2 separate regions of the Homo sapiens genome follow, and region 1 is linked to region 2. The links are chromatin contacts, found by Hi-C or POLR2A ChIA-PET in ENCODE. All regions are on one chromosome and are shown on one strand. The core of a region is the stretch at or near the end of the contact, and the rest is flanking DNA. Distances in the headings are between cores, read along the strand shown.

Region 1 (6,956 bases), core at 1,941-4,440, 130 kb after region 2:
GCTTTGGGAGGCCAAGGTGGGAGGATTGCTTGAGACCAGGAGTTTGAGATGAGCCTAGGCAACATAGTAGAACCCTTTCTCTAGAAAATGTTAAATGTGGCTTACACCTGTAATCCCAGCACTCTGGGAGGCTGAGGCGGGTGAATCACCTGAGGTCAGGAGTTTGAGACTAGCCTGGGCAACATAAGGAGACCCCGTCTGTACGAAAATGCAAAAATGAGGCCGGGCATGATGGCTCATGCCTGTAATCCCAGCACTTTGGGAGGCCGAGGCGGGTGGATCACCTGAGGTCAGGAGTTCGAGACCAGCCTGGCCAACATGGTGAAACCCCATCTCTACTAAAAATGCAAAAATTAGCCAGGTGTGGTGGCGGGAACCTGTAATCCCAGCTACTCAGGAGGCTGAGGTAGGAGAATCACTTGAACCTGGGAGGCAGAGGTTGCAGTGAGCTGAGACCACGCCATTGCACTGCAGCTGGGGCAAGAAGAACAAAAGTCCGTCTCAAAAAAACAAAACAAAAGCACAAAAATTAGCCAGGCGTGGTGGTGCACACACCTGGAGTCCAGCTACTCAGGAGGCTGAGGCAGGAGGAGGATTGCTTGAGTAAAGATGGTTGAGGCTGTAGTGAGTCATGATTACACCACTGCACTCCAGCCTGGGCGACAAAGCAAGACCCTGTCTCAAAAAAAAAAAAAAGTGTTAAATATGGTAAATGTCAGAGAGGGAGGGGCCCATCCCAGTGAAGCACTGTGGCTGGATGGGAGGCTTCTTCAAAAAGGGGTTTGGAGACCAGGTGCGGTGGCTCACGCCTGTAATCCCAGCACATTGAGAGGCCAAGGTGTGCAGATCGCCTGAAGTCAGGAGTTCGAGACCAGCCCAGCCAACATGATGAAACCCTATCTCTACTAAAAATACAAAAAAATTAGCCAGGTGTGGTGGCGCGCAACTGTAATTCCAGCTACTTGGAAGGCAGAGGCAGGAGAATTGCTTGGACCCAGGAGGCAGAGGTTGCAGTGAGCCGAGACTGTACCATTGCACTCCAGCCTGGGCAACAAGAATGAAACTCCATCTCAAAAAAAAAGGGGGGTGGGGTGGGGGCAGGACAAGTTTTCTTTTTTCAGAGGCAAGTTCTTTCTGTGTCCCCAGGCTGGAATGCAGTGGCACGATCATATCTTCCTGCAGCCTCAAACTCCTGGGCTCAAGTAATCCTCCTGCCTCAGCCTCCAGAGTAGCTGGGACTACAGGTGTGAGCCACCACACCCAGCTAATTTTTTGATTTTTTTGTAGAGATGGGGTCTTGGGTTATGTTGCCCAGGCTGGCTGCAAATTCCTGGGCTCAAGCCATCCTCCTGCCCCAGCCTCCCAGAGTGCTGGGATTAGAGGCGTGAGCCACCATGCCCAGCCTGGGATGATTTTGGATAGAGCTCTGGATACCTGACAAGCAGAGTGATGGGGTCCCAGCTGTGTCTCAGAAAGACCACTTTAGGGGCAGGTGGGAAGTTGAAGGAAGGGACAAGACTGAAGGCAGAAAGACAAGTCACAAGAGCGTGGCAGGCGTCCAAGGCCTGGCACCCAGTCCCTGCTTATTGGGTGACACATATTTACTGAGCCCTGCCCTTCTGGCTGGGGAGGCCAAGCAGCTGAGTGTCCTAATTGGGGAGGCAGCTGCCAGGGAGTACAAAACAGAGTAGGGCTGGTGCGGTGGCTCAGGCCTGTAATCCCAGTGCTTTGGGAGGCCAAGGTGGGAGGATCGCTTGAGGCCAGGAGTTCAAGACCAGCCTAGACAACATAGTGGAACCCTTTCTCTAAAAAATGTTAATTAGCTGGGTATGGTGGTGTGTGCGTGGTCCCAGCTACTCTGGAGGCTGAGGCAGGAGGATTGTTTGAGACCAAGAGTTTGACACTGCAGTGAGCCGTGATTGCACCACTGCTCTTGAGCATGGGCAACAGAGCAAGACCCTGCCTCTGAAAAAACAAAGCGGGGGGGCCTCACCTAGTGCAGAAAGTAGGAAGAGTCCTTGAAGCTGAGGCTTGAAGAGCAAGTGAGGCTTTGGGGGGACAAAGAGAGGAGGGCTGAGGTAGGTGGGTGTTTAAGACGAGAGCGATGTGGGCAAAAACGGAGCTGGACAGGGACTGGGTACGTTCCAGGAATAAGAAGGTGTCACCAGAGCAGACACAGGGTGGCTGGAGGTGACATGTCAGGGCAGGTGTGGACTTAGTCAGGGTTCCCGAGGACGCTAAGCAGGTGTCTCCTACACATGGTGCCGGGCTGAAGTGGTGGGCAGAGGCAGACATCCAGCCTGGGTTACACCTGCCCAGCCATGCACTCTGGGACAGAGCTGCGTACTTTTTCTCACCGACCCACGTGGAAGGCCTCATAAGCCGGGCCAAGGCAATTTCCAGAAGGCAAATGAGACCCACAGCAGGAAGTACCTGGGGGAGAGCCAGGCCTAGGTCTGCATTTTGGAAGGGTGCCCCTGCCCGCTGAGAGATGTCGGAGAAGGAAGGGAGGAATACATCAGAAGACCACCTGGGAGGCTCCAACAGAAGATAGCAGTAGAGGCCAGGCGTAGTGGCTCATGCCTGTAATCCCAGCACTTTGGGAGGCTGAGGTGGGTGGATCACCTGAGGCCAGGAGTTCGAGACCAGCCTGGCCAACATGGTGAAACCCTGTCTCTACTAAAAATACAAAAATTAGCTGGGCATGGTGGTGGACACCTGTAATCCCAACTACTCTGGAGGCTGAGGCAGAAGAATCTCTTGAACCCAAGAGGCAGAGATTGGCAGTGAGCTGAGATCGCACCACTGCACTCCAGCCTGGGCAACAGAGCGAGACTCCGTCTCAAAAAAAGAGAGAGAGAGAGAGATGGCAGTGGTTTGGGCCAGGTGGAGAAAATAACTAGAGGGTCAGCCAGTCGGGTGGACGAGGGGTTCTGGAGAGTCAGGGGTCAGGGTGGTCCCAGGATCTGGCTCTAACCGTCCACCCAGGGCCCAGAATGAGGCCTGTGGCTTGGAGGGACTGAGTTCTGAATCAGCTGAGGAAATGGTCAAAACTTTAGTCCAGGGCTTCTGCCAGTCCTCAGGGTCAGTCCCATCCATGCCCAGAGCTGGGAGGAAGGCCCCATCCCAGCCTTCCAGACCACACTTCCTCCTGGAAAGACGCTAGAAACCACGTGCCTGGCACAGCCACCCCCTCTCCGCTGGTGCAAACCCCCCACCCAGTCAGCTGCCAGCCTCACCTTCCTCCCTCCCACCTCCTAGTGGCTCCCAGTGCCACCAGGCGCCTCCACTCCACCCTCAGCCCCTGCCCTGGGCCGGGCCCACTTTTTCCACTCCAGGATGGGGGCAGGAGTGACCTCCTCAACTGGCCACCACCTCCAAGCAGAAACTGCCTATGAAGTCAAGATGATCTGAAGAGTCCTTGCAGCTGCCACCTTGCCTTCAACCCTCACGTCCTGTAACCCATCCCCCACCCCCGATCCTGTGACTCTGGATTTAAAATCTGTTTTGCTTTCCTTGCACCCAGTGCAAGCATCTAGGTGCGGCGTTCCAGGCGCCTCGCAGGGGGTCGGGTCCCCAGCCTTCTGTCCCACCGTTCCGTCCCCCGGGCCCGGCCCACCTGGCGCCCCCTCCCGCCCGCCACCGCCCGCTGGCGCCTGTCGGTCGTCTAGACCCGCCGCCCCCGCTCCACCGCTCAGATCCGCGGCCAGAGCCGGAAGTGGCTCCTGCCCCGGCCGGGAGCGGCGGGGCTGAGACTGTGCCCGCGGGCACTGCCATCCCGTGCATGGAGAGGGCGCAGAGCCCGGGGGTAGGGCGGGCCGGGGAACCCGATCCTCCTTCATCCGCGCAAAGGCCCGCGAAGCTCCCAATCTGTTCTCTTTCAGGCTCACTGTGCAGATGGCGTGCAATTAAGTGGGTCGGTGCAGCAAACCCTCGTATCCTCCCGCTTCCCTAAAAGCAGAGGATTGAGCCGCTGCACTCCAGCCTGGGCAACACAGCGAGACCCTATGTCTTAAAGAAAGGGCAGAAGTGGGGACCCCTCTCCCACCCCCTTCCCCTGCTCCAAGCCAAAGCGTTTGAAGCAAGAGGTTGCCTCCTGTGAGTTTCCCCCAGTCCCTGGAGGCCTGGGCTTTGGGAGGTGTGTCCAGGCAGAGGACAGAGGTCTTGTGCAAAGGGCCGCTTTTCCCTTCGCCCACCCTGCGCCCGCCCAGCCCCTTATCCGATGGGAAAGCCTTACTGACTCTTTTCCTCGCAGAAGCGCCCAGATGCTGTTTATGCAACCTCTCCAGAATCTCAGTGTACTGTACTTTTTAAAAAGTGATTTGATTCAAAGCACTCATTCTTTAATTAAACTTCATTTAGCTGCCATCTGTCTCGGTTCGAAATGGCTTCGTGTTTTGCAACTCTAAATGAGAATTGTTATTGGATTTGTAAACACATCCCCAAAAAAATCACAAAACACTTTCAAAAGTAATAAATGAAGGACGGTTAGGAGCTGCATCTTAAACGTTCTAATTGCCGGGGAATGTATTCTGGTGGGTACACAGTCATTTTATATACAAATCATTGTACAAAAATCTGGTATCAATGAAAAGATCAAGATTATAGAAAATGCTGGAATTATATCTGACTGAAAACAGTAATAAAGCAATAATTGGCGCAGGGACGGGCCACAAAACGAGACGGGGCACCTGCTCCCCTCGGGCCACCCTCCCGCACCGCCCAGGTGCCTGGCTTGGTGCACTCAGGGGAGGGTTGGTCCTGAGCTCTCCTGGCTGGTGCTTCCAACGGCCCTGCGAGGTACCTCTTTTTAAGGAACCAAAGCGTTATTTATCTTCATTATTAATTATTACTTTTTTTTTTTCTAAAAGACAGGGTCTCGGCCGGTCGAGATGGCTCACACCTGTAATCCCAGCACTTTGGGAGGCTGAGGCGGGCGGATCACGAGGTCAAGAGTTCAAGACCAGCCTGGCCAACATAGTGAAACCCCGTCTCTACTAAAAAATACAAAAATTAGCTGGGCGTGGTGACGGATGCCTGTAATCCCAGCTACTCGGGAGGCTGAGGCAGGAGAATCGCTTGAAACCAGAAGGTGGAGGTTGCAGTGAGTGGAGATCGCACCGCTGCACACGCCAGCCTGGGCAACAGAGCAAAACTCCATCTCAAAAAAAAAAAAAAGGCCGGGTGCGGTGGCTCACACCTGTAATCCCAGCACCTTGGGAGGCCGAGGTGGGTGGATCACAAGGTCAGGAGATCAAGACCATACTGGCTAGCATGGTAAAACCCCGTCTCTACTAAAAAACATACAAAAAATTAGCCGGGCACCTGTAGTCCCAGCTACTCGGGAGGCTGAGGCAGGAGAATGGTGTGAACCCAGGAGGCGGAGCTTGCAGTGAGCTGAGATCGTGCCACTGCACTCCAGCCTGGGTGAGAGAGCAATACTGCATCTCAAAAAAAAAAAAAAAAGAGACAAGGTCTCTTTGTGTGGCCCAGGCTGGAATGCAGTGGCTCGATCATAGCTCACTGAAGCCTGGAACTCCTGGGCTCAAGTGATCCCCCCGCCTCGCCTCCCAACTGGCTGGGACTTCAGGCACATGCCACCATGCCCAGCTAATTTTTCTTATTGTAAAGACAGAAGTTCACTATGTTGCCCAGGCTGGTCTTAAACTCCTGGCCTCAAGGGATCCTCTCACTTGGGACTCACAAAATGCTGGGATTACAGGTGTGAGCCATTGCACTTGGCCACTGCCCTGTAATTTTTAAATTTCATCATCTTCCTAAAACTCATGGCTGGGCATGATGGTGGGCACCTGTAGTACCAGCTACTAAGGAGACCAAGGTGGGAGGCTCACCTGAGCCCAGGGATTCAAGGCTGCAGTGAGCTATAATTGTGCCACTGTACTCCAGCCTGGGCGACAGAGCAAGACCCTATCTCAAGTAAATAAATATCATTTTATTAATATCAAGTATCATTCGTTCTTTTTTTTTTTTTTTTTTTTTTTTTTTTTGAGGTGGAGTCTATTCTGTCACCCAGGCTGGAGTGCAGTATCGGGATCTTGGCTCACTGCAACCTCCGTCTCCCAGGGTCAAGTGATTCTCCTGCGTCAGACCCCTAAGCAGCTGGGATAACAGGCTTGCGCCACCACGCCTGGCTAATTTTTGTATTTTTAGTAGAGACAGTGTTTCACCATGTTGGCCAGGCTGGTCTTGAACTCCTGACCTCAAGTGATCCACCCGTCTCAGCCATCCAAAGTGCTGGGATTACAGGCGTGAGCCACTGCACCCAGCCTACAATAACTTATTTTTTCTGTCATTATTTTCTGCTTCTCTGCCTGCTTTATGCTTTATGATGTCAAGGACTGTGTCCATTTTATCCACCGTTCTATCCTAGCGCCTACGTCCAGGACATACAAGGTACTCACTAAATGTGAGCGAGTTGGTGAAAGAATATAAACTACACCGGTCTCCTGGAAAATAAGAGGGCCCTTAAATCTTTTTTTTTTTTTTTTTTTTTGAGACAGGGTCTCACTCTGTCACCCAGCTGGAGTGCAGTGGCGCGCTCCTAGCTCACTGCAGCCTCCAATTCCCAGACTGAAGTGATCCTCCTTCCACAGCCTCCCAAAGCACTAGAATTACAGGCACATGCCACTGCACCCAGCTGCCTTAACTCTTTTTTTTTTTTTTTGAGACGGAGTTTCACTCTTGTTGCCCAGGCTGGAGTGCAATGGTGCAATCTTGGCTCACAGCAACCTCCACCTCCCAGGTTCAAGTGATTCTCCCGCCTCAGCCTCCCGAGTAGCTGGGATTACAGGTATGTGCCACCACGCCCGGCTAATTTTGTATTTTTTAGTAGAGATGGGGTTTCTCCATGTTGGTCAGGCTGGTCTCGAACTCCTGACCTCAGGTGATCTGCCTGCCTCAGCCTCCCAAAGTGCTGTGATTACAGGCAAGAGCCA
Region 2 (6,975 bases), core at 181-2,680:
ACTTTAGCTTCTCTTTCCTCACCCAGGAGCTCCAGGGCAAGGAGTGGGCCTGATTCACCCCCGTTCAGGGACTGGGTCCTAACAGGTGTGGTGAAAATGAGCACTTAGTCAGCGTCCCACAGCATCTAAAAGACGGGAACAAGGGCTGAGGATGTGGGTAGGCCCAAGACTGGAAATAGGGAAGCCTCTGGAATGGGGACTAGAAGATGAAAGGGCTCTGGAAGATGGGGCATCCAAGTGTTTAAAGCAAGAACGGGGCTGGGCGTGGTGGATCGCGCCTGTAATCCCAGCACTTTGGGAGGCTGAGGAGGGAGGATCACTTGAGGCCAGGAGTTTGAGACCAGCCTGGCCAACATGGTGAAACCCCATCTCTACTAAAAATACAAAAATTAGCCACACATGCCAGTGCGCACCTGTAATCCCCGCTACTCAAGAGGCTGAGTCAGGAGAATCACTTGAACCTGAGAGACAGAGGTTGCAGTGAGCTAAGATCGCACCAGTGCACTCCAGCCTGGGCGACAGTTTTTTTTTTGTGTCCAAAAAAAAAAGAGGTGCGGGGAGGGCCAGAGGGCATTTGGGGTGGGACGGGGCAGGGCAGGGCTGGGTGACTGGAATGGGGTGACTATAATGAATGCTTTGGAGTAGGTCAGGGCAGGTGGGGAGGCCAGATGCCAGGGGAGGGAGGGGGCATGGGGATCCTTCCATCTGGGGCCAAGGATGGCAAGGCCCTCAGACAACTTCTAGCCCAGGTTCTCCATTGACAGATGGAGAAACTGAGGCCCAGGGAGGGGCAGTGCTAGTGCTGAGGTTTTACATAGCAGGTGGGCTGTTCCCCAGCCCACTGCAGGGCATAGCCTGCCCTGGGACACCTGTCCTCACCCGTTGGCTCAGTGGTTGCAGGGGCATGGGTGGGTAGAGGTCGGGGAGTGAGCCGGCTCAGGCGGGCAGGGCTGGGGGCCCCGTGAGCCAGCGCCCCAGGATTAGATCACCCACGAGTAATGGGCTTTTTTCCGTCCAGCCTTTTCCCGACAAGAAAAGGCCTGATGTTCCTCATCCGTGTTGTTCTGAGAAGGCATGTTTATGTCTGGCAAGCGAAGGGTTCTTGGGAGACAGGATCCCAGGGCCCCCCTGCACTGCCTGGCCCCAGGGGTTGGCACCGCCCCAGAGCTGGTTTCCTCCCACTGTCTCCTGACACCCAGCCCCCACGCTTTTCAGATGCCTGCCTGAGAACAAATAAATACTTCTGCACCATGCACATGAGCTCAGATAAGCCTCCGGGGCTCAGCCAGAACTGGGGGCACCAAATGCCCGGGTTCCCTGACCCCTAGCTGGGTGCCAAGCCTGCATTTCCCACCCAGCACTCCCCAACCGCCCCTTGCGTGGAGGGACAGAGATATACTGTGAGCAACACGGGACCTGATGTCAGGGGTGGACAGCAGCTCGGCGGGTGATGTCAGCTTGAGCAATCGTCCCCGTCATCACTGCTGTTAAGTGAGCGGGCACTTGGTGTCCCCAGGCCCAGCGCCAGGCCCTGTTCACACATTCTCACGTGGGGCTCTCACAGAGCTGAGAGCAGTAGAATTACCATCACCCTTTTGCTCAGTGGGGAGAGGAAAGTTTGAGCATTGTGTGTGTGTGTGTGTGTTTAGAGACAGGGTCTTGCTCTGTCACCCAGGCTGGAGTGCAGTGGTGCGATCATAGCTCACTGTAGCCTAGAACTCTTGGGCTCAAGCGATCCTCCCACCTCATCCTCCTGAGTAGCTGGGATTACAGGCACATGCCACCACGCCCAACTAATTTTTATGCTTTTAGTAGAGATGGGGTTTCACCATGTTGGCCAGGCTGGTCTCAAACTCCTGGCCTCAACTGAACCACCCACCTCAGCCTCCCAAAGTGCTGGGATTATAGGCATGAGCCACCAGCCCCACCTTTTTTTTTGAGATAGGGTCTTGCTGTATTGTCCAGGCTGGAGTGCAGTAGCGTGATCATGGCTCACTGCAACCTCTGCCTCCTGGGCCCAAGCAACCCTCCCACCCCAGCCTCTGGAGTAGCTGGGACTACAGGCACATGCTATCACACTAGGCTAATTAAAAAAAAAAAAATTATAGAGATGGGGTCTCACTATGTTGCCCAGGCTGGTCTCAAACTCCTGGGATCAGAAACCTGGTGGTCATTCCAGGTGCCTCCCTTGGGACCCCCCGTCGCCAGCTCCTGGTCCCAAAGCTCTGCCCCGTCCTCCATCCCCTGCTGCTGTCTGCTTCATGCCTGGCTGTCTCTGGCCTGGGCTGTCGCAGAGACTTGGCAACTCCTGGCTCCCCAACTCCAAGCATGACCCGACAGTTCCTCCGCCGTAGCTTCCTGGGATCCCCCTCACTGCCCACGTCTCACCCCTGCCCCACACCCTGCAGCGAGGCTGACCTTCCGAGATCCTTGGCCTCACCCCAATGGCCACGCTGGTCTCTGCCCACCACTTCCTGCCCTGCCCTGCACACTCCAGCCATGCAGAGCTGGATTTGTTCCCCACCCACCCACCCACTCCCACAGCCTCTGGCCCCGCTCAGGCCCGACCAGGACACGTGGGCGGCCCAGGCTGGCGGTTGGGTTTCCTGGGCAGCCAGTAATTTGGCACTCCTTCAAACAGGTCTTTATTTATTCAGCATTTATTTCTAGGGGAGGTGGGTGCTGCGGTGGGGCAGGGAAGGCGCCTCCCTTGTAGAAGAGCAGGGCCTGGGCACAGTGCCTGTCTCCCCTCCTCACCTGCAAACGCCAACTCCCCTGGGAGGGTCCCGGCAGCTCAGGTGTCACCTCCTCCAGGAAGCCCCACCCTGACTGCCTCACCCGCCGTCCTGGGCTTCTTCCATGCCACTTATTTTTATCTTTCACTGAAGCATAATTTACTTCCAGTAAAGTACATGAGTACATGAATCTTTTTTTTTTTTTTTTTTTTTTGGAGACAGAGTCCTGCTCTGTCATCTAGGCTGGAGTGGCGTGGTCTTGGCTCATTGCAACGTCCCCATCCTGGGTTCAAACAATTCTCCTGTCTCAGCCTCCTGAGTGGCTTATAGGCGCGTCCACCATGCCCAGCTAATTTTTGTATTTTTAGTAGAGACGGGGTTTTGCCATGTTGGCCAGGCTGGTCTCAAACTCCTGACCTCAAGTGATCTGCCCGCCTCGGCCTCCCTAAGTGCTGGGATTACAGTCGTGAGCCATCGCACCCAGCCCAAGTACATAAATCTTAAGCATCCCGTGTGATGAATTTTCCCCCGACTTGTATACTCATGTAACCATCACTCAGCTCAAATCCTTGCACTGTGTTTTAATCTTTTTTTTTTTTCCCAGTAGTCTATTTTTTTGGTCATTTTCCCTGCCAGCCTGGGAATCCTTCAAGGGCAGGAGCACCTGCTGTTGGGCCCTGTGCGGTGTGGGACACAGTGTGAGAGAGTATTGGTGCCTGTGAGCTGGTGGCTGTGTCCCCACCCCTGTGATTGTCCCCACGTGTGTGTGTGACGGAGGCTGTGGCCGTGGGAACATGTGGATCTGTGAGCCTGGCCAGGGGCCCCAGTGCAGGGGCAAGCGCCCCCTCCTCCACTGGAAGAGAGCCTTGTCCGATCCCCCAGCCAAGGGCCTTTGCAGGGAGCCGTGGCCCTGCTGGAGAGTCCCCGCCGGCTGACAGCCCGGAGATTAGTCTCCAAGGCCACAACGCCAGTTGCCATAGGCACGCAGGCCCGCGTCAGGACTGCGATTTCTCATCCTGGTCACGCAGGCAGGCGGCCGCCCCTGCCCGCCTGCCAGGAGCCAGGCTCAGGCTTTAAATAACAAGGGTGGAAACCTGAACCGCGGAGCCGTCTGCCCGGCGGATCCTGGCCTCCCCTCCTGGTAGAGCAGGCATGGGGCGGCCTGGACCCCGCATACTGCCGGCGGCGGCGGAGTCCCTCCGTGCCCGCCCCGGGGGACGGGAGAGAAATGGAGAAACCTGAGTTTGGGGGCTCTCTTTGAGTGCTCCTAGTACCTGATGCACAGCCCGAGCTGAGAGGAGACAGCCCCTTTTCCTAAATCCCGTCCTCCACGTGGAGGAAGGACGCCCTACCTTCCAGAAGCCTAGATGAAGGGCAGATGGGGCTTCGCATGGCCAGGCCTCAGATCGGCTTCCCCCAGCCCCTCCAGGGAAGAGGCAGGCGGCTCCCTCACTTCCCCTTGGAAGGCAGCATGAATCCCTGTACTTCCTGGACTGCCCCTTTGCCCCCGCCTGGGGCCAACTTTCCTGTCATGGGGTGGAGCAGCTGTGTTGGATGGTTGGTTTTGCTTTTTGTTTTGCTCTATTTTTTATTTAAAAGGAAAATTTTTTTAGAAATGAGGTCTTGCTCTATCGCCCAGGCTGGAGTGCAGTGGCGCAATCCCAGTTCGATGCATTCTTGAACTCCTGGGCTCAAGCCATCCTCCCACCTCAGCTTTCTGAGTAGCTGTGACGACAGGCGCGTGCCACCACGCCCGGCTCATATTTTAAATTTTTTGTTAGAGATGGGGTCTTGCGATGTTGCCCAGGCTGGTCTCAAACTCTTGGCCTCAGGCAATCCTCCTGCTTCTCTGGCTCCCAGAGTGTTGGGATTACAGGAGTGAGCCACCACGCCCAGCCTGCTTTTGTTTTTAAAGGATGAGGTTTCTGTTGTTTCTTTCCAAATTGTAAAAGTAATACTTACCTTAGGTGACTTAGAAAATACAGAAAAGTAGAGGGAAGCAAAGTCAGGCATGGATCCCACCCTGAGATGCACGGTCTGGAGTTTGCATCCCGGGCTGCACTGTGTATGCCCCTGAGGTCATCCTGTCCAGTGTTGGAATCAGCCTCTGCTGGGCATCAGGTTGCCTGCACCTACTCCTTGTTTATATGTGGGTGTGTGTATCTGTGGATGTACCAAGTGAAAGCTTTGGGGAAACATCTTTGCATGTAAATCTTTGCATTTGGGATAATTAACTCAGGATTAATTTATAGAATTATAAGTCCTGGAGCGAAGGGTGGGAACAGAGTTAAAATTGAACTTCCTGAAACACGTCACAGCGTCACCAAATCGCTTGGCTGGGAGGACTGTGTGCACCCAGGGCCCTTCTGTGGGGTGGGCCAGGATTTAGTGTGAAACTCATGGCTGCTAGGCTGGGAAGAGCTCGACCACAGGTGTGGGGTTTTGTCTCCAGTGACATTCCCAGCTGGCTCTTGCAGCCCCTGCCCTAGTGACAGCATGGGGTGAGGGGGCCAGAGGAGGCTGGAGGTGGAGCCCTGCCTCTAGGCGGAACTGTACCATCTGTAGTTGCAGGGCAGGATTAAAAAGGGACAGTTTTGCTGTTTGTTTGTTTGTTTTTTTCTGTCATCTGACTGGGTGTCCCAATACCTGATGTCTCCTAAAACTTTTTTTTTTTTTTTTTTTTTTTGAGACGGGCCTCCTTCTGTATCCCAGGCTGGAGTGCAGTGATGCAATCTCGGCTCACTGCAGCCTCAACCTCATGGGATCAAGTGATCCTCCTGCCTTAGCCTCCCGAGTAGCTGGGACGACAGGCATGTGCCACCACACATGGCTAAATTTTAAATTTTTTGTAGAGTCAGGGTCTCTCTGTGTTGTCCAGGCTGGTCTCAAATTTCTGGGCTCAAGTGGTCCTCCTGCCTCAGCCTCCCAAAGTGCTGGGATTACGGGTGCGAGCCACTGTTTCTGGCCTTATGCACACTTTTCATTGAGAACAAAGTTATTTGTTGTAAGAGAAACACCTTGATAACTGTTCACACACTAAACTACCCAGGTAACCAGCACCCAGATCAAGAAACAGCATTGACAAGCCCCTCTCACCCCCTTCCAGTTACTACCACTCTCCCTGACCCACCACGATAACCGCCGTTCCATCTCCTGGCTTCAGAATGTGGCCTCCTTTTGAACCTTACATAAATGGAATTCTACCATGTGACCTCAGATTCTTTCATCATCCTTGCGAGATTCCACCGTGGTGTTGCGTGTCTTTGTGGTTTGCTCATACGTCTGATGCCTTTTCCAATAGACGGGGCACCCAGGAGGAGTCAGTGGAAACACATGTACCGTGGAAACAGATCAGGTCTTGCGCTGAAATTCGGATACCTCTGAATTACTGCCCATCGTCAAAGAAATAAAGTTTATTTCCCTAAAGGATGTTTTGTGGTGAATAGGAAAGAATTTGCAATCAGCGTAGCTGTTAAGCCCACAGGAGAGCAAGTTGTATTATGTTGTGAGCCTGGGTTGGGTGTGCAGAGATCTGGGGTTCAGTCTGACGCCTCTGGGCCGTGGTTTCCCTAGATGGACATGCAGGTGGTTAGATGAGGGGCCCATCTAGCTCAGTGCTGTGATGCTAAGCATATACTTCTCAGTGCTAAGAGGTTGTTTTCCAAAGTGTTTGAAGTTTGCTCTTAAGATCTTATTTAGGCCGGTCACAGTGGCTCATTCCTGTAATCCCAGCACTTTGGGAGACTGAGGCAGGATTGCTTGAGCCCAAGAATTTGAGCCCAGCCTGGGCAACATAGCAAGGCCCCATCTCTAAAAAAAAAAAAATTTTTTTTTTAATTAGCTGGGCATGGTGGCATGTGTCTGCAGTTCCAGCTACTTGCGAGGCTGAGGGAAAGAATCGCTTGAGCCCAGGAATTTGAGGCTGCAATGAGCTATGATTGCAGCACTGCACTCCAGGCTGGGTGGCAGAACAAGACTGTCTCTACAAAAAAAATTTTTAAAAATCAGGCATGGCAGCATGCACCTGTAACCCCAGCTACTTGGGAGGCTGAGGCAGGCGGATGGCTGGAGTCCAGGAATTTGAGGCTGCAGTGAGCCATGATCGTGCCACTGCATTCCAGCCTGGGTGACAGAGCGAGACTCCATCTTTACAAAACATTTTTAAAAAAATTAGCAGGGAGCTACTCGGGAGGCTGAGGCCGGCAGATGGCTTGAGTCCAGGAGTTTGAGGGTGCAGTGA

What was found. Hi-C counts contacts between places; a loop is a spot of excess contacts on that map. ChIA-PET counts read pairs that join two places held with the same protein, here RNA polymerase II (POLR2A). Pooled maps may share reads with other maps.
Region 1: a loop to region 2 is called in a pooled map, with 4 times the contacts of the local background. The contact joins two enhancer-like sites. A Hi-C loop is called at or near these places in 2 of 50 pooled maps. POLR2A ChIA-PET finds 5 or more read pairs at or near these places in 7 of 52 experiments (HEK293, HepG2, MCF 10A and 4 more).

Annotation. Positions count from the first base shown.
Region 1 is chr7:74,602,934-74,609,889 of GRCh38, forward strand. No RefSeq gene overlaps it. Among named protein-coding and RNA genes, the nearest start is that of MIR10525, 10 kb to the left of the region's middle. RefSeq lists a silencer at 3,565-3,974. Within about 2 kb of position 3,191, at least 19 of the 41 ENCODE cell types and tissues checked have a DNase peak (open chromatin) inside an H3K27ac peak, as active enhancers do.
Region 2 is chr7:74,476,826-74,483,800 of GRCh38, forward strand. The region is part of intron 1 of GTF2IRD1 (GTF2I repeat domain containing 1); the gene reads left to right. Among named protein-coding and RNA genes, the nearest start is that of GTF2IRD1, 26 kb to the left of the region's middle. RefSeq lists enhancers at 1,089-1,670, 1,671-2,253, 3,514-3,563, 3,614-3,663, 3,674-3,723. Within about 2 kb of position 1,431, at least 34 of the 41 ENCODE cell types and tissues checked have a DNase peak (open chromatin) inside an H3K27ac peak, as active enhancers do.